Regions from separate parts of the Homo sapiens genome. Here regions 1, 3, 4, 5, 6 and 7 are each linked to region 2. A link is a loop called in an ENCODE intact Hi-C map of the cell type or tissue named here. Cell type or tissue: PC-3. All regions are shown on one strand.

Region 1 (4,000 bases), 230 kb before region 2:
TGCCTCCTCTCCTTCACACCTCATGCTCCTTTCTCTCTTTGCCCTCGCTTTGTCCCCACTGCTCCCCTGGCCACCCTTGGCCTCCATTTTCTCTCATGCTCTGCCTTCCATTCTTTCTCCTTCCCCCATTTATTCTTCCTCACCCCAGCCCTCTCATGGCTCTGTTGCTCCCTTTGCTAATTTTGTTCCAGGGCTGACTCTCCTCCGTGGTGACCTGCCTGCTGCTCCAGACTTGTATCCCCAGCTTGGCCTTCCCAGTGGAAAAAGAGTTTCCCTTTCACAATAGTTCCAGTAAAAAGTCTCAGGATTGACTCTCATTTGGCTGATGTGGGGACCAAGAGGCTTTAGAACCGATGGGGGGTGGTGACATCCCTTTCTGAACCATGTGGACTGAAGTTCAGGTACATCAGAGTGCTGGAGAAGGGGAATTGAGGACTGCATTCAGAAGAAAGGGGATTAGATACCGGGCCGGCAAGAAAACTAAGGCACCATTACTGTTCCCATTGGCCAGGCTTGGTTGGTAGTGGCTGTAACAAACAACCCCCACATCTCAGTAAAATACAGAATAAACGGTTTTTTTTTTTCCTTCCCTTTGCCACGGTCCAGTGCAGGTGGGGCCGCCTTCCACAAGCCTTCCTCAGTGTGGTGACTCAGGTGTGGTCCTGCTGTACTGGAGTCCTTCACTTCCAGGGCATCAATAGGAGGAAAAGAGTATAAAACAGGCCGTTATAGCGACACTCATGTGGTGTAGAGAATTCCTGCACACTTCCCATTAACTGGAACCCAGTTCCTGTTCTTGATCTTACCAGAAGAGATACTGGGAAACTTCGTGTTCTTATGTGCCCAGAAAGAAAGTGAATGTGGTTTGGGGAGCACACAGCATTGTTATGGCCATAGCCAGGCTGTTTGGATACATAATTGGATGACAAGCAGCTGGTACTAAACCAATATAAAGTTAACGCTGGGTATTTATGACTTGTACGTTTATGCTTTCCTCTGAAATGCCTTTCATTCCTTCTTTGATTTTAGATATTGTCCTGAAATTCTGCTTTTATGTGAAGCCTTCCAATATGGCACTGTATAAGAGCTTAGACTTTGGAACCAAATGGCATAAGTTAAGTTTCAGCTTCCCCATTTTCTAGGGGGTGACCTGGAGCAAATTAACCTCATCAAGCCTTTGTTTCCTCCTCTCATATACTGTGCAAAAAGAATCATTAATAATAATCCAGATTTAAAAAGCATTCAAATCACTTGGGTGCTTGTGACGTTTTCTTTTTTTAGCTGTAATTTTACTTAGCAACTCAGTGAAGCTCAGCAAATCAGTGGTACATCTGGGCGTGGGCTGCACTGTAGGCTCCCATTTTCCATCCACTAGAATCTTATGATTTCAGAGCCAAAGGGAAGTTCAGTGGTCACCATTCCAACCTCCCCATTTTACAGAAGAGGAAACTGAGGCTCAGGCAACTTGATTGTGCACATGGTGGCAGAGCTGGAGGTAGGTCCCATGTCCCCCGATTCTGCATCTTCTGATTCCGCATCTGAGAGCCTGTGGCTCCTCTCTCAGCGGTGGCCTTTTTCTTTTGCAAATCTTGTTACCTCAACACATCAAAACCTGGCAGTCTAAGGAGAAGGCTCCTCAGTTCTACCCCACAGCTCAGGAAAAAAAGGCCTGGCTGGCATGGTGGCTCATGCCTGTAATCCCAGCACTTTGGGAGGCCAAGGCGGGCAGATTACCTGAGGTCAGGAGTTCGAGACCAGCCTGACCAACATGGTAAAACCCCATCTCTACTAAAAATACAAAAAATTAGCCGGGCATTGTGGCAGGTGCCTGTAATCCCAGCTACTCAGGAGGCCATGGAAGGAGAATCGCTTGAGCCCGGGAGGCTGAGGTTGCAGTGAGCAGAGATTGCGCCATTGCACTCCGGCCTGGGCAACAAGAACGAAACTCTGTCTCGAAATTAAAAAAAAAAAAAAAAGCCTGTTCATTAGGTTCTCGGTTCTCTCTCCGTACCCACCCCCTGCCCCCCAAATCAAGTGTAGACATCTTTTTTGTGTTCTAGACATAAGACCGTCCTATCTGCAGCAACTGTGGTTTAAAACTTTTTGGTTTTACAGAGATGGCTGCTGCAGCTCAATGAGAGGTGATAAAGACATAGGTAATTGCTGTAGAATAATCCTGCTGCCAAGAAGATGATTGAACTCCCACACAGAAGGTGAACAGATGGTATATTTATTGAAATTCATAGGCTGTGAGATGGAATAATTTAACTGATGGCTGGGCACCCTCATTTCAGATTGAGGGAGGTTCTCAGAAGAACAAGTGTGCCGCTAGGTGGCGTGATTATCTAGGGCCCAGTGTGGTCTTCTCAGAGAGGGAGGCTGGATTCTGTGCACACTCAAGAATCACTTCATTTCCTAATTGGGATGACAAATCTTCCCTGTGGCTAAGTAGGAAACCATCATGTTTTTAAAACTTAAAATCGCTTTAATTATAAAATAAATATTTACCACTAAGGACTTTTGCATGGAAAAAATGCAATCAAATGACAGGATATCAAATTACCAAAGAGATGGGGTCATGGCTTGTTGGGGGGCAGTTTCTGGACCAGGAGTAGCTGTGGGCTCCAACACTGTCTCAAAGCATTGGCCCATCTGGGCCCAATGACATTTGCTCCCTGCCAGCTGCCTCACTCCTCAGCTCTGCCCACTGCTTGCAGTGCAGAACGGCAGAAACAACGGGGGCTCTAGAAACCTCATTTTTGGAAGTTGGTATCGTTAATGGCATTATATCAGAGGAAGAATAAAGGAATCCATTGTGAACTAATGTGAAGGAATGGAGGTAATGATTAGATCGCACAGGTAGGTTGATAACAACTTAACCTCTGATGGTTTCCCATCCTTATCTCTTTTGTTTAGTTAAATTTTTTTTAAAAAAATCAAAGTTCTTCCTCTAATGCTGAATCCCTCTGGCTTCCAAATCTAGAGCACCAAGAAACTTTGCCAGTGACTTTGGGATGCCCACACCTTGCTGATTTTGTGTGGGTACCACTTCCTGCTTATGTTTGATTTCATAAATGTGTCCACTTTTCAGCTCAGCAAATATTCATTGAATCTTTTTCTTGTTCAAGCTGTTCCTTTTTGTGTCTGAGTTTTCTCATCTGCAAAATGAATATAAATACTTGTCTCAAAGGGTTGTTGTGAGGATTAAATGAGTACTTTTATGTAAAATGCTTAAAACAGGGCCTGGCAAATAGAAAGTACTCAGTGAATATTAGCTGTATTTTACTATTACTGCTACCCCCACCACTAGCTACTATTGTATTACTACTACCACACCACTGATGCTGCTGCTGTTACTATGTATTTCTACTATATTGTTACTACTACTGCTACTGTTACTCTTGCATTACTACCACTGTTACTCCTACTATTCTGAATTAATTGGATTTTTGAGTCTTTATTACCCTGAATTGTAAAAAAAAATTAATCTTGTCAATTTAAGGTACATTTATTCTGCATTTTTAGGTAAATATTAGTTATTTAGGAATTTTTTTCTATGATCACTTCTCCTCAGAGGATGAGCTAACCTCTTAGGGTTTTATCTCCAGCCTGGCAGTGCGCGTGGGGACAGTGTGGTTCATGATTGCCCTCTGTTTGCGCTGGGCTACCTTGTCATTACTGTAGTTTGTTCTTTGGTCTTTGCCCTTACACCTCTCTGAGATCTCAACTGGTCGCTTTGGAGCCATTTTTTTTTTTTTGGAACTTGGTGGGCGTGGGGGATGGGATGGGTAGAAACCGGTCAGAATTTTCCAGATCTTCTCTGGCCCTGTGCTTTGTGAGGCTCAGCTAAGGCTTATTCTTGCTTATATGGGCAAGAACCCCCATACGTCACTCACACACTGCTGTGGGGACCAAGCTGGACTAGAGGTCTTCCTGCAAGGTGTACAGGTCCCCTGGGCTATACCTGGGAAGTAATGTACAAACCCCTTTGTCCTGGAGT
Region 2 (4,000 bases):
TGAGTGTTTACTATATGCTAGGCACAGTGCCAGTCACTTTCCATGAATTATTTCAATGATCTTATGAGCCAGTGTTATTTCTATCCTTACTTTACAAATGAGATTTCTAGAGAGTTTATGTAATTTGCTCAAAGTCACTCAAATAAGAAGCAGCAGAGCTGGAATTCAGACCACTTCCATCTGACTTCAAAACCCAAACTCATAGCCACGTGCCAGAATGTAAATTATTGAACTCGTCTGGGCTGTAGTTTTCTCATCTGGACACTGAGGAGGCTGAATCAGGTGATGGATACATAGTTATCAGCTCCGAATGTTTTGAGTTCTAATCCAGCCAAGCAAACAGATGTAGGAACTTATGTTTGCTATATATTTTAACCTAAAAGTGGCTAGAACCATCCTCCAAAATTGATACTGAAAACATTTTAAATAGCTAAACAGCTTTCAGGGAGATAATTGTCAAACTGATACCAGCTGTGAAGGCTTTTCAGCATTTTAACAACCCATGTGGGTATTTTTTAAGAGCAATAAACTAAATGGCTAAGTGTGTTGCCCACGGAGGAGCTGAGACTCAAATCTAGAACTCCTGGGAATTTTCTCTGTATTTTCAGGATCTGATACATTCAGTATATTAGGCTAATTGGTTGATGATAGCCAGACAGTCTTTATGAACCTTGGAATCATTTGATATGATTTTTTTGGTCTTGATCTGTCAAATAAAAATATCTTTCCTGGAGGTACACTTGGGATCCAGAACTATAAGTTTATTTGTCATTTGGTTCTCTAATCTGCCACCTGCCTTCCCTTGTATTACTCATTAAAAGATTCTTAATTGGTCATAAATGCTGTAGATATTGCATTACATTGGAAGATAAAATGAGCAGACATTTTAAAAAGATACATATAAGAAAGTCATGTTTGCTCATGATGAAGTTACTCATCTCATTTTCTAGCCTTTTCTCACTGTCACCTACACTATAGTAATTCATTAGAGCTTGTTAAAAAAATTAGAGACCTGCCCAGCTATCATGCTAATAATAGCCATTGATGCTTCTCAATGTGAACCCAGGAAAAGTGACTTCATTCTTCACTATTTAGTTAAAATGCAGTCTGGCTTTGTTCATGAGGCTAAAGCATCTAAGCCAGTGTAGGGAAGCAATAGCAACAACAACAACAATCAATCAAACCAATTGCCTGGCATTCTATTGATATGGCAATCAGCTGATTGACTGAATGTTCTGCTCTTAACTTGTTGCCATAGTGCTACTACTACACCTGCTGAATGCTGCAACCTAGAGGCTCTCAAAATGCAATCCCCAGACTGGCAGCATCAGCATCACCTGGAAATTTGTTAGAAATGCAAATTCACTGCTGCTAGCCCAGATCTACTGGATTAGAAACTCTGGGGGTGGGACCCAGCAATTTGATTTAACATACCCTCCAGATAATTCTGATGCTCACTAACATTTGAAAACTACCATTACATCAATTAGTGAAACAGTTTAAAAAAAAAGTACAAGTAATTGTCACACGGGATAACCCAAAGCTTCACCTAATTATTTGATTAAATCCTTAAAAAATATACCAAAGAAAATGCAGTTTACTAAAAAACAGCCCCTGAGAAACCTGGTTTCAGTGATGCTTTCTTTGTTCTCTCTACAATCAGCTTTGTTCTTCTTTCCTAAACTTTTGAAATCATTGAAAACTCTATATAAGCTGAGTTTGCTTACTGAATTCAGGGACTGTGTAGGTATAGTAGTAGCAACTATTGTCTTTGCTTCAGTTCACTTGTGAATTATCATGACATATTCATTTCTTTTAAGATCAGATACACCACTGTTTTAAAATTCTTCATTCCCTTAACAAAACATAACAACTATAACTTAAGGCTTTCTTGGGTTAATAATCCACAGTGATGTCAGTGGAAAACTGGAATGCTTGGGAATGATTTTGTAGCTTTTCTTACTGACTGAGGAAAATCATTTAGCTACAAAAAGTTGCGGGAAGCTTTTGTAGCTTAGATGCACTGAGTTGGAGGACAAACTAGAAAAAGCAAATTCTTGAACACATTTAAAATATTTAAGCTTAGAAAAATTTAAGATTTTAGAGGAAAACCATCAAATGTCTTGCTGTAGATTTATTTAACTAACACATACATTATTCATTCTTTTGTGAACTAAATGGTTTCAACACATAGAAATATTTGAGGATGTGTATTAAGGGTAAAATAAATTATGTTTAAATATGAAGTTTCTTTCTGGCCTGGTCCCCCGAGGTTGAATGAGAATTGAACTGGACTCAATTTGTTTTCTAAATTCATTCAGTGCTTTCTCTAGAAGCTGCTTGTCTTTAGCTTTCAAAGTAGATCTTGCCTCCTTTTTGTGATATGAGTGCCACCTAGAGTACACTCTGAGAACTCCCTTAAGCACTATCGTTAAACTAAACGATAACTGAAAATTGGCTTTTGGAACTCCGTCCTTCCTTAAGCAAGTAAGAACCTCAGTAGCAATCGTATTTTAAAGGAGAAAACAAAGGTCTTCACTTTCAGTATTATGACAAGGTCAAGTTTGCAAGTCAGAACGTTACCTAAATCTTTCATTTACTTAGAACACCATTAAACCATGTGTTAGGACGATGGCTACACCATAATCATATCATAGAGTGTTTTGTCTACAGATACACCATTATTTCTTTAAAGTGTAATTGGGCTGCCAACTATTTTATGCCAGTTTGATTAACCTAGTGACACTAAATGATCTCTCTGTATTAGGCAGTTTAACTAAAAGAATGATGAAAAATTTCTTTTCTCCTCCCATTACATTCCATTTCAAATTTGGGTGTGTTTTGACATTAAATGGCATGAAATAAAATAGTATATTGGTATTTGACTTCTGAGGGGCTGCATAAGGAAATAAACATGAGTATCCTATCTAGAACATCTGTTTTGGGTCTGAATGGTGGTATTTTCCTGCCTGCAGGCTTTTCAATCCAGGGCAGTTGTCACTGCTTCACCACGTTGAAGGGAGAATACCAATTTCCAGGATCACCAGTTTATTTTTATAGATAAAAGTTATATTATAAGATACTATTTGCCACAATAAAATCTAACCTTTCCCCAATTATTTTATTTGTTTAGCTTATCCAACAAAAGTATTAACATATACATTAACAACGTCGAAAGTAGCCTACTTTAAGAGAAAATATGCAGAAGAAGAAGATTTACATCAAGATTACCATGGGTATTTTCCAAAAGTAAGGGTTTACTTATTATTATTTGTTCATTTTCATGAATGTTGTCAACATAAAAAGCTGTAGTTTTTGTTTTTCTAAATATAGATTTAATGATCATGTTTGCTTTCCAGCACCTGATATTACCTGAGGACAGAACTTGCATTCTCAAACTTTCTCTGGAGAAGCTCAGGTTTCTTGAAGACCCAGAAACCTACTTAAGAAGGTCTGTGTTAATTAACAATTTGCTGAGGAAGATACATCTAGAGACGGAGAAAGAGAGCTATGAATACTTTAAAGAAGCTCCCTGTTATAAGACTGCATATTCTGATACAAGAAAACGGCTGAAGTTTATGGTACAGGAATGCTGTTCTCAGTCTCTCTATTATGAAGAGCTGCATTCGTATCATATTGTGCCTTATGCTTCGGAGAATGCCATTTATGAAATGGGCTACACTAGCAGCCACTTGGAGCAAAATTCTCAGTTGCTTATTTATAAAATGAATTAAAGTAACTGTTAAGTCCATTGATACTTTGTTTCTAAATGCTTGAACTGTTTATAGTGAAGATGTTAATATAAGGCACTCATTACCAGTGCACTTGATATCAAAGATGAGATGCATGCTGAACTGATTGGAGAGAGCAATGGTTATTACTCAGCAGTCCTTAGAATCATCAAATTGAATAGAAAATATGTTCACATATGATAAAGCGGTCAATTAGTGCTTTAGAAGCAAAGATTTTTTTTAAACATAAGATGTGTAGGAAGGGGCCT
Region 3 (4,000 bases), 380 kb before region 2:
GCTAATATTGTGTAACTGATATTAAACCTAAATGTTCTGCCTACCCTGTTGGTATAAAGATATTTTGAGCAGACTGTAAACAAGAAAAAAAAAATCATGCATTCTTAGCAAAATTGCCTAGTATGTTAATTTGCTCAAAATACAATGTTTGATTTTATGCACTTTGTCGCTATTAACATCCTTTTTTTCATGTAGATTTCAATAATTGAGTAATTTTAGAAGCATTATTTTAGGAATATATAGTTGTCACAGTAAATATCTTGTTTTTTCTATGTACATTGTACAAATTTTTCATTCCTTTTGCTCTTTGTGGTTGGATCTAACACTAACTGTATTGTTTTGTTACATCAAATAAACATCTTCTGTGGACCAGGCCCCTTTGATCAGCTTTTATGTTCAAATATTAATAATATTTGCTTCAACACCTCCAACTCATAAAATTGTTTACCAACAATTTAAGCACTTATGAAAATTACATGGTACTGGTTATTTCTACATTTATCTTAGTGCCATCACCTTAATGTATGTTGAGTCCCTAAATGTCATGTTAAATAATAACAACCATAATATCCCATTGAAAAGAGTATGTTGTTAGAAAAGAAACATCATTTTTAAGTTTCTGAGCCTATTAAAATGCTCAAACACAAAATATTAGTATTTTTAAAATATGAATGGGATGAGTGAAGCAGTTCTCAGCATTATAGTCACAATGTTACAAAGGCTAGAGCTTCTCTGAAGATTTCTAATCTGTTCCCATTAACAGATTAATAAATTTAGACTTCAAATGAATAATTTGCCCAAGCTTTAAAAGTAATAGATGGCAGACCAAAAATGTAAGCTTAAGTTTCCTGACTCTAAAGTCAAACTTAGAACAAATTTGGTTTGTTTTTGTTTTAATGATACTGCGTTTTAAAACAAAGTAGCTTTATCCTTTTTCTCCTGTATTTTTCTTTTACAAAATAGCTGTATTTCTTTTATACTGATAATCTCATTTTTAAAAATCAGACAGTGTAGAAAGATATTTTTTAAAACAGAAAAATCACTATGAATCCCTGCACCTACAGGTACAGAAAATTATTTTTATGAACAAATTATGTAGGAAGTGCCAGAGCCTTAGGTCCTTTACCCTGAGGTATATATACTGAACAAAAGGAACTGAGCCACAGATCTCTTAGGTAGCTCTTTTTATCTTACAATGGAGGACAGTGATTACAATTATATGAAAATTTTGGAACAAAAGTTAATACTAAGATTCAGTGCAAAATTTGGGGGGGGGGGGGGCACAGGTATACTTAAGCACAAACACTGTGACCCAAAGTGCTTCAACATTTAGTTACAGATAGTAGTATACTAGAAGTGGTATTTTAGAATAAAGTGGTTGCTTAGTATTCACAGGTCACAAAACAAAAAATTATTCTTGTATAGCAAATTAGCTTCAGTTGAAAACTATTTGTAAAAGCAGATTATGTAATGACCAGGAGTTCAGGAAAATGACTTCTGAAAGCATTGAGAAGGGAAAGCCACGTTAAAGGACAGTACAGCTGGAAGGAAGCAAGTACTTACCCACTGCTCAGTCACTAAGACAACAAGCTCCTTGGAGTGCTTTAAGCTACGGAATAGCAGAACTGGCCCTTCCCAATTTTATGCACCGTCACAAATTTCTTCATAATGGTTTTGTCCAAGGCTTATAACCCAACCCTGGCAACTATAATCCTTACTTTATGAAACAGCTGTATTTCTTTTATACTCATAACCCAGAAAAATGAGAATGTATGTTCTGAGTATAAAAGAAATGTAGCTATTCCATAAAAATACAGGAGAAAAAGAATAAAGCTATTTTAATTTTTTTAATGCAGTATCATTAAAAAACAAACCAAGTTTGTTCTAAGTTTGACTTTAGAGTCAGGAGACTTAAGCTTACATTTCTGGTCTGCCATCTATTACTTTTAGAGCTTGGGTAAATCTTCATTTGAGATCTAAATGCTATATATAGTTCATTCATAGCAGTACCAGATAAGGGAGGAGTATATCTATACAGTATATAGTCTTGAAGAAGTGATCTAAGGCTCGGAGCTTTTGAGGTGGCCATGAGTGACTCCAAAGTCCATGGAGCTAACCACCCTGCAGTGCTAGCCAATCCAGTTGAACATACCCTTTTCTCCATTGTTAACTGTTTGTTTAAATAGCAAACAGAAGGCGGCAATGGAGGTGTGGAAAACTGAGGATCCGATGTCACTTGAAAGTAATGAGATCACATAACATTGAGGGAATGTCCTAAGAGGAGTGGCAGGGCATAAATAGAAATGAATAAAAGTGTTTTCAAGTGCCATTTAGTGGGTTCTGAATTTGAACTAGAGATTGAGATATCCAGTTATGGAGACATTAACTCAAATTAACAAGGTAGTGAATGGGAAAGCACAAACTATAAAAGACTGTATCAATGTATGGTATTTTTTCCCAGAGCTGTTTTGACTTAATGGCATAATAGATATGTTTAAGTTTTTATAACCTCACGATTATCATTCCAAATCTTATTTTCCTCCTAGAAGCCTCTGTACAGAAAAGATGAACTTAAAATTACTCGCTTTGTAGAAACTTAATCTAAAAGTTCAAAATGTTTAAGTAGCAATACCTAAAACAAGTTGCAGAGTAAAGAATCCTCTTTTTTTCTTTTTTTCAACATTAAGATTTGGTTAAATAAAACCTTTGCAAACGTGTTGCCAGCTGGAACCAACAAAAATGTAAAGAAAAAAACTTTTACTTTTTTTTTTTTAAGTTTTCCACTAACCACTTTGCTCACATTTCGTTCCTTTAAATAGAGATGAACCTGTCGTCCCAGATTATTTTACAGAGAAATAGTGAAATTAGTGGAATTCGATACAAAAATAGTCTCCCTGTAGGATAAAAGTTATACTTTACCATAAACCTTCCTATGAACGCCTTCTGGAGCTTTGATGTGTTCACACCTTTCAGAGGTTTGGACATAATTTTTATTCTTACCTGTAGTGGATAGTTTTTCCAAGACGCTGCCCAGACACCCGATCTCCGTGTACTATTGAATTTCGTTTATTCCCTTGTCTTGGCTCCATTCTGGGACGGAGAGGAAAGACAGGTGCCTGAGAGCGGCAGCGGTCAGAGCCCCGCGGGGAGAATACCAAGCATGCGGAAGGTACCCGGCACCCTTCTGTTCCTGGTGTGGCTGGCGCTACATGATGAGGATGCGAAACCCAAGCCAACCCGAGAAACTTCCCGAGCCCCGCCCGGCGCGCGGCAGGCCACGCCTCAGTACGTGCTCGGGCGCAGCACCGCAGTCCCGGGCCCCGCCCGCGGCCCCGGCCGTGGGCTCCAGGGCTCCAGCCGCGCAAGGCGACTTTCGTGTACGCTGTGGGGTGGCTGCTGCCCGCTGCGCGTACGTGTGGGAGCGCATGCGGGAGGCCCTGGCCGCTCCTGGCCTGCGAACGGGCGGCGCCAGGCGTGGGGGGTCAGCCCTGGGCTTTGTCTTCTGGGACTTGTCAAAGTCGGAAGCCTAGTGCTTCCCCAAACTTTGTTTTTTAGATGGGGGGGGCGTGGGCGAATGGGACTTGATGTATTGCGGAAGAGCTGCCTCCCGAAATTCCCAAGCAAATGCTTTGGGGTATGAAGCTTTTTCTTTGTAGAATAGAAAAAGTTGAGTTCTAACAGATTGGATAGTGGTTAGTTATATAATACTTTTTTAAAAAAAATTAGACATCTAATCAAAAATAGAGGAGTTCTATGTTTATTTAAATATATTCCTCTTAAGGCACTCAAAGAGTTCGTTTATTTTAAATAAAGCACGTTGAGATATGCCTAGTTAAGGATCTCGAAACTTTATCCCACTTGGTGCCGTTTTTATTTTGGTGGTTTTGTGGGGGGTGGTTTTTTGGGCTTTTTACTGTTTTGATTTTATTGTATGCCAGCTATTGAGAATCCTTTGGGAGAAGATAATCTTGTTGGACAGAAGGGAGATGAGTGTATAGAG
Region 4 (4,000 bases), 200 kb before region 2:
AAGTACTTCTATGAGCTTTTTCCCTGGCTTTAAAGTGGGCCCAGGGTTCTTATGTCTAAAATGAGAGTATCTGGCACATATTTAATTGTCAATGCTACAGTCTCAAAAGAAAGAGCACACTTAGGGCTCAACTTAGTGCCTTGTGTAAAGAGAAAAGAAATGCTTTATAAGCAGCGTGGTGATTCCTCAAAGAGCTAGACACAGAGCTACCATTCCACCTAGCAATCCTATTACTGGGTATATACCCAAAGAAATAGAAATCATTCTACCATAAAGTCACATGCATGTGTCTGTTCATTGCAGCACTATTCGCAATAGTAAAGACATGGAATCAACCTAAATGCCCATCAATGGCAGATTGGATAAAGAAAATGTGGTCCATATACATCATGGAATACTACGCAGCCATAAAAAGAATGAGATCATGTCCTTTTCAGGAACATGGATGGAGCTGGAGTCCATTATCCTTAGCAAATTAACTCAGGAACAGAAAACCAAATACTGCATCTTCTCACTTATAAGTGGGAGCTAAATAATGAGAACTCATGGACACAAACAGGGAAACAACAGGTACTGGAGCCCACTTGAGGGTAGAGAGTAGGAGGAGGGAAAAGATCAGGAAAAATAACTATTGGGTACTAGGCTTAGTACTTGAGTGATGAAATAATCTATACAACAAACCCCTGTGACTTGCATTTACTTACCTTGAATTTACAAACTTGTACATGTGCCCCTGAACCTAAAATTAAAGTAAAAAAAAATGGTTTATAAATTTGCATGGGTAGCAATGAAACTAGTGTTACAAAGAAGTGGACTATTTGTAGGCCAGGCGTGGTAGCTCACGCCTGTAATCCCACCACTTTGGGAGGCCAAGGCAGGCCGATCACAAGGTCAGGAGTTCGAGACAAGCCTGGCCAACATGGTGAAACCCTGTCTCCACTACAAATACAAAAAATTATCTGGGTGTAGTGGCAGGTGCCTGTAATCCCAGCTGCTCAGGAGGCTGAGGCAGGACAATCGCTTGAACCCGGGAGGCAGAGGTTGCAGTGAGACGAGATCACGCCATTGCACTCCAGCCTGGTCAACAGGGCAAGACTCTGTCTCAAAAAAAAAAAAAAAAAAATGAAGTGGACCTATTTGTATACTATTCTTTCTGCTCATTATGGCAGGCTGGAAGAGAATGGCTCTTATAAATATTATGTAGAAAATTATTAGGGCAACAAAAGAATATTCCAATTATTTGGGCTACAAATTATGGAACTATGGCACCAAACTCATTCATAAGAAGTAGATCAATACAACTTAACAACTCTCTCTCTCTACCTTTTTTAGCAGAATTATTCATCACTTTCTTATTATGTAAAATGGCAATGATGAAGACTACTTAATATAAATAGTGTATAGATTAAATAAATTCACTGTATCAGTTAGGACTAAATTCAGCCATGTGGCTTGACTTGCATTGTTCTTGGTGATAAATTGTATTGATTTCTACTGCTTGGTTTATTACAGAATCAAGCAACCATTCCAGGAACCCCAAACCTCTCTTCCCCAAATCTCTTATTTCCTGACCTCACCACTAGATGACAATCCCTTCCTGTGTTTTGGCCAGTGAGCGAGCGGAAACATTTCAAGCTGTTTGTTTTACAGTTGTTTCCAAATAGGCGCCCTAGTAATATCTGGAGAGAAACTTTATTTATAGCCTCTAAACATCCTACTGAAGTTATTGGGACGTAGTACAGTGAAATGTCTGTGCCAGACAAATGGAAATGAATTTTGAGTTTAGGGGTTTGACTGTTACAACTTAATTATCTAGTATTTGGTTTTTTAAAAAAAAGTTCTTGAAAATCATGCTGTCATGTCTTTATAAAGATTCAAAACCAACATATTATTAGCAGGAATTTGACCTCCCTTCAAAACCATGTTGACAAAAATGATTATAAGACTACATTCTTCATTAAGATCACAATTAATGTATTTTGTGACTGCTGTCAGTCTTTTTTGTTTGCAGAAATGAATAGTTTCCCTTAAAAGGTAAATCTCAGGCGAAGTTAATACAAAGTGCTATACATGAAAGATTACTATCTATGCTGAATCAGGATGAAAGGAAAGGGATATGGAGACACTGAAATTATTTTGACATTAAAGTTGAAGTGGTGAGTCTTGCATAGTAGACAGTCCCTTTAAATGACTGTTTTTGATGAACTTGGTTACTCCCAGCACTGTGCTAGGGGGCATGGAGAGATACAAAAGGTGGGGTTAAATTGGGTGAAGTTTATTTATTGAGATTATTAAACCAAATCACCCCAGAGCCCCTAATGGTTGGCAGGTCTCTGAGATTATTTGAGGGTATATGAGACCTTGGAGCCAAGATAATCCCTGGGTGTCAGCACATTAGGATATGTAAGGTTTAGAGTTGTCTTTCAGATGAAATTGTTAAGCAAGGCTTGGAAACTTCATTGCAGTTTAACCAGAGAGTAGAAGTGTTTGTAGCAGCAGCAGCAATTTAGGATGTAAACAACTAGTGTGTTATGAATTCAGAACGAGGGTGTATTTCCTTTTCATTATTAAATCAATTACCTGAATGAAATCTTGGTTCGAGTACCTACCCCTCAAAATTCTGTATAAAAACCTTTGATGACAATCTAGTTAGTGCTATCGGCTACATATTGCACCAACTTGTGCTTCTTTTTTTCTCATACTACCATGTTTTTCTTTCCCTGTATGAAACCCTCTTGCTTATGAGAGACCTAGCAGAAATATTCCTCAGTTTCTTATTATGTAAAATGGCAATGATGAACAGTACCTAATACAAATAGTGTATGGATTAAATAAATTTGCTGTATCAGTTAGGATTAAATTCAGCCACAAGTGACAGACAACCCCAAATTATGGTGCCTTTAACCATTAGTTTATTTCTCTATCATGTAAGCAAAGTTCACAGGCACTTTAGTTTTGGGTGATTGTGTTAGCTTCTTGATCCTTAGGGACCCAGGCTGCTTCTGTCTCATTGCTTCACCATCTTTAACACATCTCAAAGTTGCCTATAAAACGTACACTTGCATCTCATTTGCCAATCCTTAGTTATATGGTTTCATCCAGTTGTTAGAGGTGCTGGGAAGCGCCCTCTTGATTTGGCACAGCCATTGGCATAGCTAAATGCTGGTTGTTCTATTCCTAAGGAAGAAGGACAGAATAAACACTGGGGGGCAGTCTCTGGCACGGTAACCTAGCATAGATTCTGACGGTAAGATGCTCTTCGATTGCTTTTTCAATTCTCTTCCTTCCCTCTTTCCCTCCTTTCAGCTATTTACACCTGGGATGGGTCTTTATGCTGAGGTTGGAAAGTGTTAAGCCTGAAAAGAGAGCTTTTTGGCAGTAAGAAAGGAATTCCTGTGGCCAGTTTTAGTTAATTTGTGACTGTAGAGGAAAATCTTGGCATAGATTAGTATCAAATCATGTGTTGTGCAAAGAGTGTCCAACGTGGACACAAAATGGTGTATTAGCATTTGCTTTTAAGTAGCTAATTATATTCTTAGCATTAAAATGTAGAAAACAAATACTTTTCAAGATTACTTCAGAAACTAGCATTGCTTAGTCTCATTGTAATTAATGTACAAAAAAGGGGGTTTCTTCTCTAAGATTTTTAGAAATGCATACACAGTTTTCCTTGTACAGAGAACATGTGTTCTCTTATGAAAATTTCCTGGTTAGGCTTTATTTTGACCATCTTTCACGTTTTGGCCTTATTTTCTTCTAACATCTTATGATGCAATGATTATGTTCCTCTCCCTTTTCACCTAAATTGAATAAATCAGAATCTCTTACCTTGAAGGTGAGAGAGAATTCCTGGAAGAATTATCTGAAAGCTGTGTGTGGGGCCTACACACAACTGGTGGTATTTTTCCCTCAAGGAAAAGGTGGAGATTTCACAAGAATGTAAAAGCCAAAGGAAAACTTGGAAAATCTAAGACCAGGGTCATGGTTCAGATTGTGTAAG
Region 5 (4,000 bases), 240 kb before region 2:
AATATTTGGCTTCTCATTACTTATGCAAATTTCTGCAGCTGGCTTGAATTTCTTCCCAGAAAATAGGTTTTTCTTTTCTGTCACATCATTGGACTGCAAATTTTTCAAATGTTTTTGCTCTGCTTCCCCTTGAACACTTTACTGCTTAGAAATTTATTCTACCAGATACCCACTATCATTTTTCTCAAGTTTATAGTTCCACAGATCTCTAGGGCAGAGGCAAAATGCCACCAATCTCTTTGCTAAAGCATACCAAGAGCGACCTTTACTCCAGTTCCCAACAAGTTCCTCATCTCCATCTGGGACCACCTTAGCCTGGACTTCATTGTCCATATCACTATCAGCATTTTGGTCAAAGCCATTCAACAAGTCTCTAGGAAGTTCCAAACTCTCCTACATTTTTCTGTCATCTGAGCCCTCCAAACTGTTCCATCCTATGCCTGTTATCCAGTTCCAAATTTGCTTCCACATTTTTGGATATCCTTGTAGTAGTACCCCACTCTTGGTACCAATTTACTGTATTAGTCTGTTCTTACACTGCTGTGAAGAAATACCTGGGTCTGGCTGTTTTATAAAGGAAAGAGATTTAACTGACTCACAATTCCACATTGCTGAGAAGACCCTAAGAAACTTACAATCATGGCGGAAAGCAGGCACCTTCTTCACAGGGTGGCAGGATGGCATGAGTGCAAGCAGGAGAAATGCCAGATGCTTATAAAACCATCAGATGTTTTGAGACTCACTAACTATCATGAGAACAGCATGGGGGAAACTGCTCCCATGATCCGATTACCTCCACCTGGTCCCACCCTTGACATGTGGGGATTATGGAGATTACAATTCAAGATGAGGTTTTGGGTGGGGACACAGGCAAACCATATCAGCATCCTTTGGATTTCACTGCCACTCCTGTATCCTCTACAACTACACACCCATCAGTGGCCTTTGTTTTTCTGCACCTACCTTTTCTCCAAATTGAAATCTCAGGACTATTTTTCAATAATAGCAGGTAGATTTTCAGTAACTATGAGAAGGAAGTATATAACTAGTTATCTGGGTTGATGAGCTACCCAGCAATCCATTCATCAGCAATAAGTCTTGTAAAAACATAAAAAAGAAAACTCTTCAGGCTTCCTTTATTAATATTAAAGATTGTTAGAAGTGATCAAAAGTAAGTTAATTATTACGTCGCCTCCTTTCTTAAACACAGATCTTCAACTAATTAAGGAAGTACCTTCTGTATTACTAAAGGCACTGTGCTTCAGTCAATGATATGCATATATCCTACAATGAAAAAATCTAGGTTTAAAGTGATAAACAGCTTCTCTTCTCCACTGATTGGAAGTTGCCACTTGCAAGAAAGCCTGACCAGTTGAAGGACAAAGTTGAAAAGTTCTTTGTTTTTGATGATGTGCCCTGTTTTTAAATTCGAGAGCAACAAGGCGTGACTACTTTCCTGTTTCCAAAATTAGCAGGAGTAGCAGGACAAGATTAATAGGTGGGTTCATTATGCCTAAGAAGCTGACTTTTTTTTCCACAGAAAATAATTGCTTTTTTGGAGTGCAAAAAGCTTTTGCTCATGCAGTGTCAAGATCTGTTATGTTGATTGGGGGATGAAGTCACTCTTCCCACTGTTTGTAGGGCAGAAAGTCAATAAATGTGATCGGTGGTTTTGTACAGCATTGAAAAGTCTCCAGAAGATTTCTCTCTTTTGGGACCCACTAAAAACCAGAGGACTCCAGGAAATAAAGCCAAATTGTGCTCTTTTGACATGGGGCCATAAACGTAATGGAATGATTTTTCCCATGAAAGATCTGAGCAAAATAACCTCTACTGATTTATTTGACTGAGTCACATCCAGCTTTCCTTCCTTCTTAGGTGCTGTTGCTTCAGAAAGTATCATCACAATTTCATTATCTGTCTAATACTGTGTAAACAGATACCTTATTTCAAATGGACACAAGGAGGTAGTGGAGTAGAGAGTAAGATCATGGGCTCTTGAACCAGACTCTTGGATTCTAAACTTGATTCAGCTGGTTTTAGAATGTTGGGTGAGTAACTTACTTTTTCTTTGCCTCAGTTTCTTTATCTAAAAAGGGAGAGAGGGTAGATAATTACCTCCCTTGGCCATGGAGTGTTTTTGTGAGGATTAAATTTATTTATGTAAAGTGCATGGCAGATATGATGATGATGATGATGATGATGATGATGATTACTGAGGTAACAAGGACTGGCTGAACATTCTCTTGTGGCATTCAGGGAACACTGAAGGTGAATTCTGCCTAGCATTAACATTTGTGGGTGGATGAATCCTTGCACATATAGTCAGATAAATGTTTAATAAGTGGTCATTGGGGGTTTGACAAAGCAAGGAGACATTTAGAAAACATACAGAATCCTGTTTTAGAATGTCTTACTTGATAGATATTATTTCTATTTACAGGCTTACTTTGGAGATATTGCAGGTTTGGTTCTAGACACCAAAATAAAGCAAATATCTCAATTGAATGAGTCACATACATTTTTTGGTTTCTCAGTGCGTATAAAAGTTATGTTTACACTATTATGTAATCTATTAAGTGTGCAATAAAGTGATGCCTTAAGAAGTACATACCTTAATAAAAAATATTTTATAGCTAAAAAATACCAACAGTCATCTAAGTCTTCAGTGAGCCATAATCTTTTTGCTTGAGGGTTTTGCTTCGATGTTGATGGCTGCTGAATGATCAGGGTGGTGGTTATTGAAGGTTGAGGAGGCTGTGGCAATTTTTTTTTTTTTTTTTGGAGACAGAGTCTTGCTCTGTCGCCCAGGCTGGAGTGCAGTGGAGCGATCTTGGCTCACTGCAAGTTCTGCCTCCTGGGTTCATGCCATTCTCCTGCCTCAGCCTCCTGAGTAGCTGGGACTAGAGGCGCCCACCACCACGCCCAGCTAATTTTTTGTATTTTTAGTAGAGATGGAGTTTCACCATGTTGGCCAGGATGGTCTCGATCTCCTGACCTCGTGATCCGCCTGCCTCGGCCTTTCAAAGTGCTGGGATTACAGGCGTGAGCCACCGCACCTGGCTGGCTGTGGCAATTTTTTAAAATAAGACAGCAATGAAGTTTGCTGCATTGATTGACTCTTCTTTTCACAAAAGATTTCTCTGTAGCATGTGATGCTGTTTGATAGCATTTTACCCACAGTGGAACTCTTTTCAAAACTAGAGTCAATCCTCTCGAACCTTGCCACTTCTTTATCAACTAAGCTTTTGTATTATTCTAAATCGTTTGTTGTCACTTCAGCCGTGTCCACAGCGTCTTCACCAGGAGTAGATTCTGTCTTAAGAAACCACTTTGCTCATCTGCTCATCTGTAAGAAGCACTTCTTCATTCATTCAAGTTTGACCATAAGATTGCATCAATTCATTCAGATCTTTAGGCTCCACGTCTAATTCCAGTTCTCGTGCTATTTCCACTGCAGTTACATCCCTACTGAAGTCTTGAGCCCCTCAAAAGTCATTCATAAGGGTTGAAATCAACTTCTTCCAAACTTCTGTTAATGTTGATATTTTGGCCTCCTCCCATGAATCACAAATGTTCTTAATGACATTTAGTGAATCCTTTCCAGAAGGTTTTAATATGGTAGCAGTAGCCTTATGAAATGCATTTCTTTAAGGGGAGTTACGCTTATTTTTTTTTTGTCTTTTTTTTTTTTTTTGTCTTTTTTTTTTTTTCCTTTTTATGGAGAACGGGGTCTTGCTATATTGCCCAGGCAGGTCTCGAACTCCTGGGCTCAAGCTATCCTCCCGCCTCTTGCCTCCCTGAGAGCTGGGATTACAGGCGTGAGCCACTGCGCCCGGCCATGAAATGTATTTCTTAAATAATAATACTTGAAAATTGAAATTCCTCCTTGATCAGTGGGCTGCAGAGTGGATGTTGTGTTAGCAAGCATGTAAATAACGTTGATCTCCTTACACATCTCTATCAGAGCTCTTGGGTGACAAGGTGTACTATCAGTGAG
Region 6 (4,000 bases), 290 kb before region 2:
CTCAATTTACATGTCCCAGGTGAGTAAGACCCACTCTCGTTGGCCTAGAACGGTGGTTTACAAAATATGGTTACTGGACTAGTAACGTTGCCATCACCGGGAACTTGTTAGAAATTTAATTAATCAGAACTTGTATCAGATCCACTGATTGAGAAACCTGGTGGAGCGTAGCAATCAGTGTTTTGATTAGCCCCCCAGGTGATTCTGGTACTTGCTAAAGTTTGAAAACCACTGGTCTAGGGGCAGCTTATCTTTGTATAACCCAGAGGTCAGCTCAAGTCTTTACTCCTGTATCCTTCATACACATCATAGAAATTGAATTCCTGGGGGTTGATTTCTCATGGTACCTTCCACCTCTTTGTGCCTGCACCTGCGTGTGTTTATTGCTCTACTTTACTGCCGGTGGCTGCTCTTGTGTCTGCATTGCAATGGCCCAGATCGGCAAAGGAAAAGGAATCCATTTGCCTTAATTCACACAAACATCAGCAGTCCATTCACTTGAAAGGCATTTGAATATGTAGAAAACCAATTGATGGTTTGGAGGGATAGGAGAAGTTTATATCTTGGTAACATAAACAGTCTAAAATTGAATATTAAATGTGCACCTTCTGAAATCCTGTAGCCATTCTCCTACATTCCTTCCCCAGTCCCTCATTTTCCTTTCTACTCCACCTCCCATTGATTTGCTTTTTTCTCTAGAGTGATTTACTAATTCTATTTGTTTCCTTGTCTTCTGTTGTAATAACCAGGATTTTTATTGCAGACATTACAACCTACTCAACTACCTTAAGAGAAAAGAGTCTCAACTATAGAGTTACATGGCAGCTTACAGAATTGATGAGAGGGCCGGGGAAACAAGCTTGTTAGCCATTCAGTCATAGGTAACCTTTACATCCATTTATTTATGTCTGTCTTAATTTCTTTCATTGAATTTCTAAACTTCTATGAATTTTTTTGTGTGGCCTTAAATTAATACCCAGTTAGGTTTTTATTTTCTGTCATGATTTCATGCAAATTTTCTGATTGCTCTGCAGATTTTCCAATCTCTCCTACCTCCCCTGCAGACAGTACGCTAACCCCTACTGATAGGAGGAGCAAGGGAAGTGATTTGAATATAAGGCCAATTCCCCTTGACTGAGGCAGTTGAACCTGCATTTGATGAGTTTGACATTGAGCTTATCTTTCTTCCTGTTTGAAGACAGGACTTTGAGATTGAGGGGGTTTCAAATGATACCTCTATTCAGTGGTAAGTCTGTGCTGGTGAGCAGGGCCAGGCCTCCTCATAGGTGTTGATCCTAACAGATTTCCATGATTCTCCACTGAGTGGCAGAGGCTGATTTTTTTTTTTTTTTTTTTTTGAGACAGGGTCTTGCTCTGTTGACCAGGCTGGAGTGCAGTGGTGCGATCTTGGTTCACTGCAACCTCTGTCTCCTGGGCTCAAGTGATCCTCCCACCTCAGCCTCCCTAAGTAGCTGGGACTACAGGTGTGGGCCACCTTGCCCAGCTAATTTTTTGTATATTCAGTAGAGACAGGGTTTTGCTATGTTGGCCAGGCTGGTCTCGAACTCCTGGCTTCAAGTGATCCTCCCACCTCAGCCTCCCGAGTAGCTGTGATTACAGGCGTGAGCTGCCGTGCAGCTGAGGCTGATCTTGGAGCTGGGGAATCGGCATCTGAAAGCTGCTAAGGCCTCACAAAGGCTCTTGGAGGGTTTGCCTCTAGAAGATGGGTACATTAATAATATGAGAATCCACCGCTCAGTGGAAAAGTCCTCTAGATACAGGCTTTCCAATTATTCTGTATTGCCTGTCTCCTGGGTTCTCTTTCTCTGTGCATTCCAGAACAGCCACGCCTTGGATGCTATGCTTCTGGCGTGCAGAGTCACCCTGCCACCTTGTGGCCATGTTTGGGAACTGTACTTCCTCAGATGTCGGCTTCCTTCCTATGTCTTTCTCAGTATCCAGCAAAGCTGAAATTGGTCACCCTGGATTGCTTCTGCCTTTAGCTTTTTGAACTAATAGGATTTGAAGAGATACTTCATAGCATACACCAAAAGAAGACTTTCTAATAGCTTTAAACAGAAATATATATGCAAGAAATTTCGTTGCCCCTGTAATGACATCTTGACATATTAGATAATGTGTGTTCAAAGCAAGAATAGGTCAATGTTATGTCTCAAAGCTGTTTCAGGGCTGCTCTGAGAGATACTGTACTTTTCCTGGGGATTGGAGTGAGCATTATGTAGTAGACATTAATTTTAGAGCACAGTTCTCTTTTAGGTCACATTCCTTTATTTTTCTATATTGAATTAACTACCTGACTGGTGGGAAAATTAAATCTCAATCATTACTGATACCCTTTCCCACTCCATAGGATAATATAAGAATCCCAGGCTGGTACAGTGCCATAAATTTGGGATGGGGCCCAGTCCACTCCCCACAGTTGGCTCCGTCATGACCACTGCACATTCCGACATGCTGCTGCTGAAGACATGATCCCCAGCAACTAGGCTGTCAGAGGACCCTCCCAGCTGTTCACCCACTGACGACCACCCTGAGAGAGAATGCACCATGTCCATCTACTGTTGGCTTTCTGGAAGAGCTCCCCCAGCTCCCACCTACCCAGGCACAGGTGGGAACGAGGTCTGTGTTTCTGACAGAACACAATCTCTTAAATTCATTCCTTTCCTGTTCTGGAGAATATTCCTGTCCTTTCCCTTTTGGCATAGGCTTTCTTTCACAAAGCCCTGTCTGGATGGGAACTTTTGTAAGTACCTTGAAACTTCAATTTATTACCCTGAAATTCACAAAATTATTAAAAATGGAGTGTGACTCTTGCTAAGGACTCAAAAACTCCAAACATAAAGTTGTCTATGTTATTGGAAGGGAGAAGGGAAAAATACTGATAGTAGCAATAGCAGCAGGAAGAAAGTACAAATTAATATCTCGATGAATCATCATGCCCCATTGTGTTTGATGTAGGCAACAGGCCTAAGGCTTCTGCAGCTAAATCTTCTCTTTACTTGGGCCATCCCTAGCAAGTGAAAGGGTGTTTATTGAGGGTGTTTCCCCACCGGCCCCCCACCCCCCCGCCATGGTCTAAGCACTGTGCTGGGTTCTTGCAAAATGAAGATGACCTCGCAGCCACAATTACAGAATGGTAATCAAGTACTAAGTGCTAGGAGAGGAATACAGCTGGAGTTCTGTGGGAGTGCTAAAGGAAGTTGCTGTAGTCTAAATGTGCCCTCCAAAATTCATGTGTTGGAAACGTAATCCCCAAGGTAACATTATTGAGATGTGTGGCCAAAGGGAGGTGTTTAGGTGATAGGGCTCTGCTCTCATGAATGGATTAATGCCACTATAAAAACAACTCTTGGGAGTGGATTCATGCTCTGCTGTTCTTCTGCCATGTGAGGACACATCAAGAAGGCCCTCACCAGATGCTGGTACCTTGATCTTGGAGACTTTTCAGCCTCCAGAACTGTGAGAAATAAATTTCCATTCTTCGTAAACTACCCAGTCTGTAGTATTTTGTTATAGCAGCACAAAATGGACTAACACAGAAGTGATGATAATTGCAGGAGGAGTTATATATAAGTCAGGAGGTAACCTATATGAGATGATATTTTAGCTGTGCCGTGAGAAAGCATCTGCTTGGTGGGAAAAGAGTGAGGTGCAGTACATTCAGGCAGTGAGAACTGCACCAGTACAAGTGTGGGAATGCTCTGTGGCTGAGAGTGATGCACGTTTTGGAATTATCTGAGGAAATGAGTAAATGTGAACTGGGTTGGAGCCCAATCACATTTGACCTCATTTGAAAAGCCAACAAAATCGTAATTTATTTTTTAGGCCAGCAAATCACAGTCCATTTTCTGTTGCATTATATTCCCATGCGCTTACTTAGGGAAATGTGCCAGTTCCTCAGGGCTAACTGTATTTCTATGTCTTTTTCTTGTGATGAAGAATGTCATTAATCTGGGAACATTGTGGAGGGGAAAGGGGG
Region 7 (4,000 bases), 830 kb before region 2:
TTAGTAGAGACAGGTTTTGCCATGTTGGCCAGGCTGGTCTCGAACTTCCAGCCTCAAATGATCCACCTGCCTCGACCTCCCAAAGTGTTGTGATTACAGCCATGAGCCACCACGCCTGGCTCTTGTACCTATCTTCTAAAAAATAATGTAATTGACATGCAGTTGTTTTATAAACAGAGAACATGAAAAAGGATTCTGTATTTTAAAAAAATTCAAAAGAAAAAATATCAAAGAGAGTCCTGTGGTCTCTAAAGAACTTCCAGGTCTGAAAGACTGGTTTCAGATTGCCATGTTGCACAGAATTACTGGAAAAGATTTTTAAAAACATCTCCCCTGGGAGAGTCACCAGGTGATACTGATGTTGTCAGTCCCTGGCCAGCTAGAGGACACAGCCATGTAATTTAGCTATTGACACATCTAACTCCTCTGCCTCTTACTAAATATGGGACCTCAGGTTACTTGAATTTAATAAAAAAATTTTGTTTCTCCTGAGCGGCAACGTGGAATAGTAACATGAAGGATGGTAGTGAGGCTTAAATGGGGTAATGCCGAATCCAGTGCCTGGCACAAAGTAAAGCCTAGTAAGTGATACGTTGGTCTCCATAGCATCTAGCCCATGGTTCTCAACCTTATCCATAGGTGATTCCATACCACACGTCTTCCTTCTTCTCCCTTTGCAGCATATTCTAGACCAAGAGGAAGTAAAGAAAGCAATGGCTTAGTATGGCTGTTACTGTTGCTGCCCATTTGTGGAAATCATTGTTTCGAATGCTCTCTGCATAAAGTGATAACCCCCGATAAATAACTTATATTTTCACCCTTTTTTTTTTAAACCCTTTGCTGGTTTTCTTGTGGCTTTCCCATTATGGTGGAAATCCCCCTTAGAATTCAGGTAAGCCTGGAAGTTCATTCAAGAAACATTTGCAGTTGTGCCTGAAGCGGTCGGCTAGGGATTGATATGATCTTCATTCCCCAAAGAACTTGAAGCCAAGTGGAAAAGACAAATCAGTAAAATACCAGTTTCCACATCATAACATGTTAGAGGAATTTTTGTTGTTTTGAATATCTCACTTGCTGGGAGAGAGTAAAAGGGTAAACTTTATTTTTAAAATTCCTTTTTCAAATAGAGCAGGATATTTAAAAAGCAATTCTTATGGGGGAGTTACCAATTTTGTATAGAATATGGTTCAAACCACTTCAGAAGGGCTGAGATCAAAGAGCCTTAATCTTGAAGAGGTCACAGAGCTATGAGGCATTGTTCTTGGGGTAGCAAGCTTGGCAGCTCCTCGGGGGATCGGCTAAGCTGATACACACCCCTGCTCCTCCCATCCCTTCTCCATGTGTGCTGTACCACTTCCACACTTATGCCCCCAGAGTTGGGTGGCAGTGTGAGCAATGGAAAATTCCTTTGACCCCAGAACTGAGCTGTGAAGGTCATGCCACGGGGTGCATCTTTCCAAAATAGAACCAATGGATCTCAGCTCAGCTTCACTTTCTTTCTCTAAAGTCCAAGATACGTTCAGTAGCCCCATAATCTCCTCTGTCTTGAAGGGCTGCAGGGAGAATGGTTAGAATAGTCATTTTCCATGCAGAAGACTGGCCATCTGCTAAACTTGTAGACATCAAGATAATATCCTTTTATCTATCCCCCTAATCTTACCCTCCCTTTAAAAAACTATCCTAAACATATTATTTCATCCAAGGTATTTCTAATGATTTTGTTTCTGTGGGAATAGTGTATACGCATGAGGAACCCTATGTATTATAGTTTCAGGTGATTGAAGAGTGAAAGTAGAAAGTTGTAAAGTGCATATAAGTTATGGTTTCAGGTTTGTCATGAATTATTTTAATTTAACATGTGATCTGTAGTTATCTATGCAATATGATCATTTGTAACTCACATGATTGTAACTCACATGACAATGACTAAGGCAAAGATAAAATTTTTGTAGGCAAGGGCAGTTAACTATGCAATTTTGAAGCTTGTAATGTATTAGATTTTACTATTTTATTATTATTTCAGTTCTGATTCCCTTTCTTCTTCTTTTGGCTTATGGTTTGTGACCATTAGATGGCACTGTGCATCTCAAATATGGAAAGCACTTGGCATTCAAATGCTAGGCTATGCAGAAGAAAGTAACGTGCATTAGTTAATATTTTCATGCTATGGTTTCAATCAGGGTAGAAACATTTTATTTTTCATATAAAATTTGCCAATGTTACAGTTTATTAAGGAGAAATCCAGAATGTAATTCCACAGTCTTATGAAACTTACCTTGCATACAGAAACTATTCCTTTCTGTGTGACACAAGAATAATCCCTCTCAAACTTAGACTTGGGCCTGGGGCTCCTGAGTCAAATGAGAGAATACAGTTCCTTCACCTCCACTTCAGAGCATTATGCTGCTGATTTTCTAAGAATGTTGGTGAACTCATATTTGTCTGCTGCAGTGGTCTCCAACCTTTTTGGCACTAGGAACTGGTTTCATGGAAAACCATTTTTTCATGGAAGGGGAGGAGATGCTTTCAGGATGAAACTGTTCTACCTCACATAATTAGATATTAGATTCTCATAAGGAATGTGTGACCTAGATCCCTTAAATCCGCTGTTCAGGATAGGGTTTGTGCTCCTGTGAGAATGTAGTGCTGCCACTGATCTGACGGGAAGTGGAGTTCAGGGGGTAATGCTGGCTTGCCCGCCACTCACCTCCTGCTATGTGGCTGGGTTCCTAACCGGCCACAGGACTGTTAACTGTTCGTGGCCTGGGGGTTGGGGACCCCTGGTCTAGTGTGTTCTGTCATTTGTAGGTCCTTATCACCAGAAGCATTTGCTTACAAATAGGACGCAAATTCATTTACAAATTACAAATCATCTGAGGTGCTAGTCTTAACTCTAGAAAAGAATAAAATTAATTGGCTTTCAATCCCAGGAGCTAGCTTTTTTACTCTCATCTTTAATCAGCTAATGGAAGATGATGTTACTGACATTTCATCCCCAGACTTTGTCCCCTACATAGCACAGCCCTTGATACACCAACAATCTCTTTGTTCCCCTTAATCTCCAGCCTTCTCTCCTACTGTACAACCCCTTCACTCCAGAGCTCTGCCTGAGGCCTTGTGTCCTCTCCTTCTACAACTCCCCTGAGCAGTCTCACCTGTGCCCAGGACTCCAGTTCCTTGATGGTGTTAACGTTTCCCAGTCTGTATCTTCAGTCCATGCAGCCACTTCTTCCACTTGGATGTCTTCAGGCACTTCTAAACTTAACTCATCCAAAATAGTGCTCACTATGCCCAACTTCAAACTTAGTGTTCCCTCTCTCAGGGAATGCCGCCGTCATCAGTGACATGCCCCATGCAGAGATCTGAGTCAGGATCAACCTTCTCTTGCTCTCATCCCTCAACTTACCCAGGGATGAGGGGAAGAGCCAGGATTTGGAACCAGGAAGTGCAGCTCCACATCACGATCCCTAATCTACAACATGATAGAGAAAACAAATAAGATACATATTCATTTACAAATTACAAATTATCTGAGGTGCTAGCCTTAACTCTAGAAATGTGAAACAGATTTTCATTATTTTAATTGAGGATACTAGTATCTATTTAATAAAACTTTGTCATGTGGCCCTGTTTCAGTACGTAGATATCTGAGAGTAAGAGGGTAGTTTTTTTGTTTTTGTTTTTGTTTTTACCAAAACTCTTTTTTTCCTGCTTTTTACTGTTACCAGCGGTGAATCCCTCTGGGTCTGCAGCAACCTCAATTCTTGCCTCCTCAGAAGAAAGAATTTGACCAAGGGGCATAAAGCAGAAAGATAGTGCAAGGCAAGTTTTAGAGGAGGAGTGAAAGTTTATTAAAAAGCTTTATAGCAAGAATGAAAGGAAGTACACTTGGAAGAAGGCCAAGTGGGCGACCTGAGAGATCACGTGCATGGTTTTACCTTTTGACTTGGGGTTTTATATGTTGGCATGCTTCTGGGGTCTGGTGTCACTTCTCCCTTGA

The links. Peaks named below come from ENCODE experiments on the same cell type or tissue, not always from the same donor. Only the 100,000 strongest peaks of a DNase experiment are listed, where the experiment ranks them.
Region 1: a loop joins it to region 2, with 6 times the contacts of the local background. A loop is called at or near these places in 70 of 110 quality-filtered maps.
Region 3: it touches region 2 in a loop (5-fold over the local background); 5 of 110 quality-filtered maps call a loop at or near these places.
Region 4: it touches region 2 in a loop (13-fold over the local background); 30 of 110 quality-filtered maps call a loop at or near these places.
Region 5: it touches region 2 in a loop (7-fold over the local background); 71 of 110 quality-filtered maps call a loop at or near these places.
Region 6: it touches region 2 in a loop (8-fold over the local background); 6 of 110 quality-filtered maps call a loop at or near these places.
Region 7: it touches region 2 in a loop (3-fold over the local background); 21 of 110 quality-filtered maps call a loop at or near these places.

Annotation. Positions count from the first base shown.
Region 1 is chr14:61,892,332-61,896,331 of GRCh38, forward strand. All of the region lies in intron 1 of SYT16 (synaptotagmin 16), which reads left to right. Among named protein-coding and RNA genes, the nearest start is that of SYT16, 82 kb to the left of the region's middle. In PC-3, CTCF peaks have their summits at 2,325 (motif pointing right) and 2,530; a DNase peak (open chromatin) is centred at 2,350; H3K27ac peaks cover 189 bases.
Region 2 is chr14:62,124,664-62,128,663 of GRCh38, forward strand. It overlaps the pseudogene SERTAD4BP. Among named protein-coding and RNA genes, the nearest start is that of LINC00644, 13 kb to the right of the region's middle. In PC-3, a CTCF peak has its summit at 2,403 (motif pointing left); a DNase peak (open chromatin) is centred at 2,388; H3K27ac peaks cover 708 bases.
Region 3 is chr14:61,747,885-61,751,884 of GRCh38, forward strand. HIF1A (hypoxia inducible factor 1 subunit alpha) reads left to right here. Exons shown (of 15, transcript NM_001530.4): 15 at 1-374. HIF1A-AS3 (HIF1A antisense RNA 3) reads right to left here and starts at 3,213. Exons shown (of 3, transcript NR_144368.1): 1 at 3,001-3,213. It overlaps HIF1A-AS2 (HIF1A antisense RNA 2), which reads right to left and starts at 1,205. Exons shown (of 1, transcript NR_045406.1): 1 at 1-1,205. RefSeq lists a silencer at 3,235-3,544. In PC-3, no CTCF peak of the experiment used is centred here; DNase peaks (open chromatin) are centred at 1,577, 2,167 and 3,227; H3K4me3 peaks cover 4,000 bases; H3K27ac peaks cover 3,307 bases.
Region 4 is chr14:61,921,945-61,925,944 of GRCh38, forward strand. The region is part of intron 1 of SYT16 (synaptotagmin 16); the gene reads left to right. Among named protein-coding and RNA genes, the nearest start is that of SYT16, 110 kb to the left of the region's middle. In PC-3, CTCF peaks have their summits at 1,582 (motif pointing right) and 3,205 (motif pointing right); DNase peaks (open chromatin) are centred at 1,597 and 3,217; H3K27ac peaks cover 1,667 bases.
Region 5 is chr14:61,883,199-61,887,198 of GRCh38, forward strand. All of the region lies in intron 1 of SYT16 (synaptotagmin 16), which reads left to right. Among named protein-coding and RNA genes, the nearest start is that of SYT16, 72 kb to the left of the region's middle. In PC-3, a CTCF peak has its summit at 1,962; DNase peaks (open chromatin) are centred at 1,873 and 2,603; H3K4me3 peaks cover 609 bases; H3K27ac peaks cover 2,461 bases.
Region 6 is chr14:61,835,897-61,839,896 of GRCh38, forward strand. The region is part of intron 1 of SYT16 (synaptotagmin 16); the gene reads left to right. Among named protein-coding and RNA genes, the nearest start is that of SYT16, 25 kb to the left of the region's middle. In PC-3, a CTCF peak has its summit at 1,900 (motif pointing left); a DNase peak (open chromatin) is centred at 1,895; H3K27ac peaks cover 1,867 bases.
Region 7 is chr14:61,295,045-61,299,044 of GRCh38, forward strand. PRKCH-AS1 (PRKCH antisense RNA 1) reads right to left here. Exons shown (of 5, transcript NR_186042.1): 4 at 3,156-3,472; 5 at 1-686. It also overlaps a transcript of PRKCH not described here. Among named protein-coding and RNA genes, the nearest start is that of TMEM30B, 16 kb to the left of the region's middle. In PC-3, a CTCF peak has its summit at 2,076 (motif pointing right); a DNase peak (open chromatin) is centred at 2,097.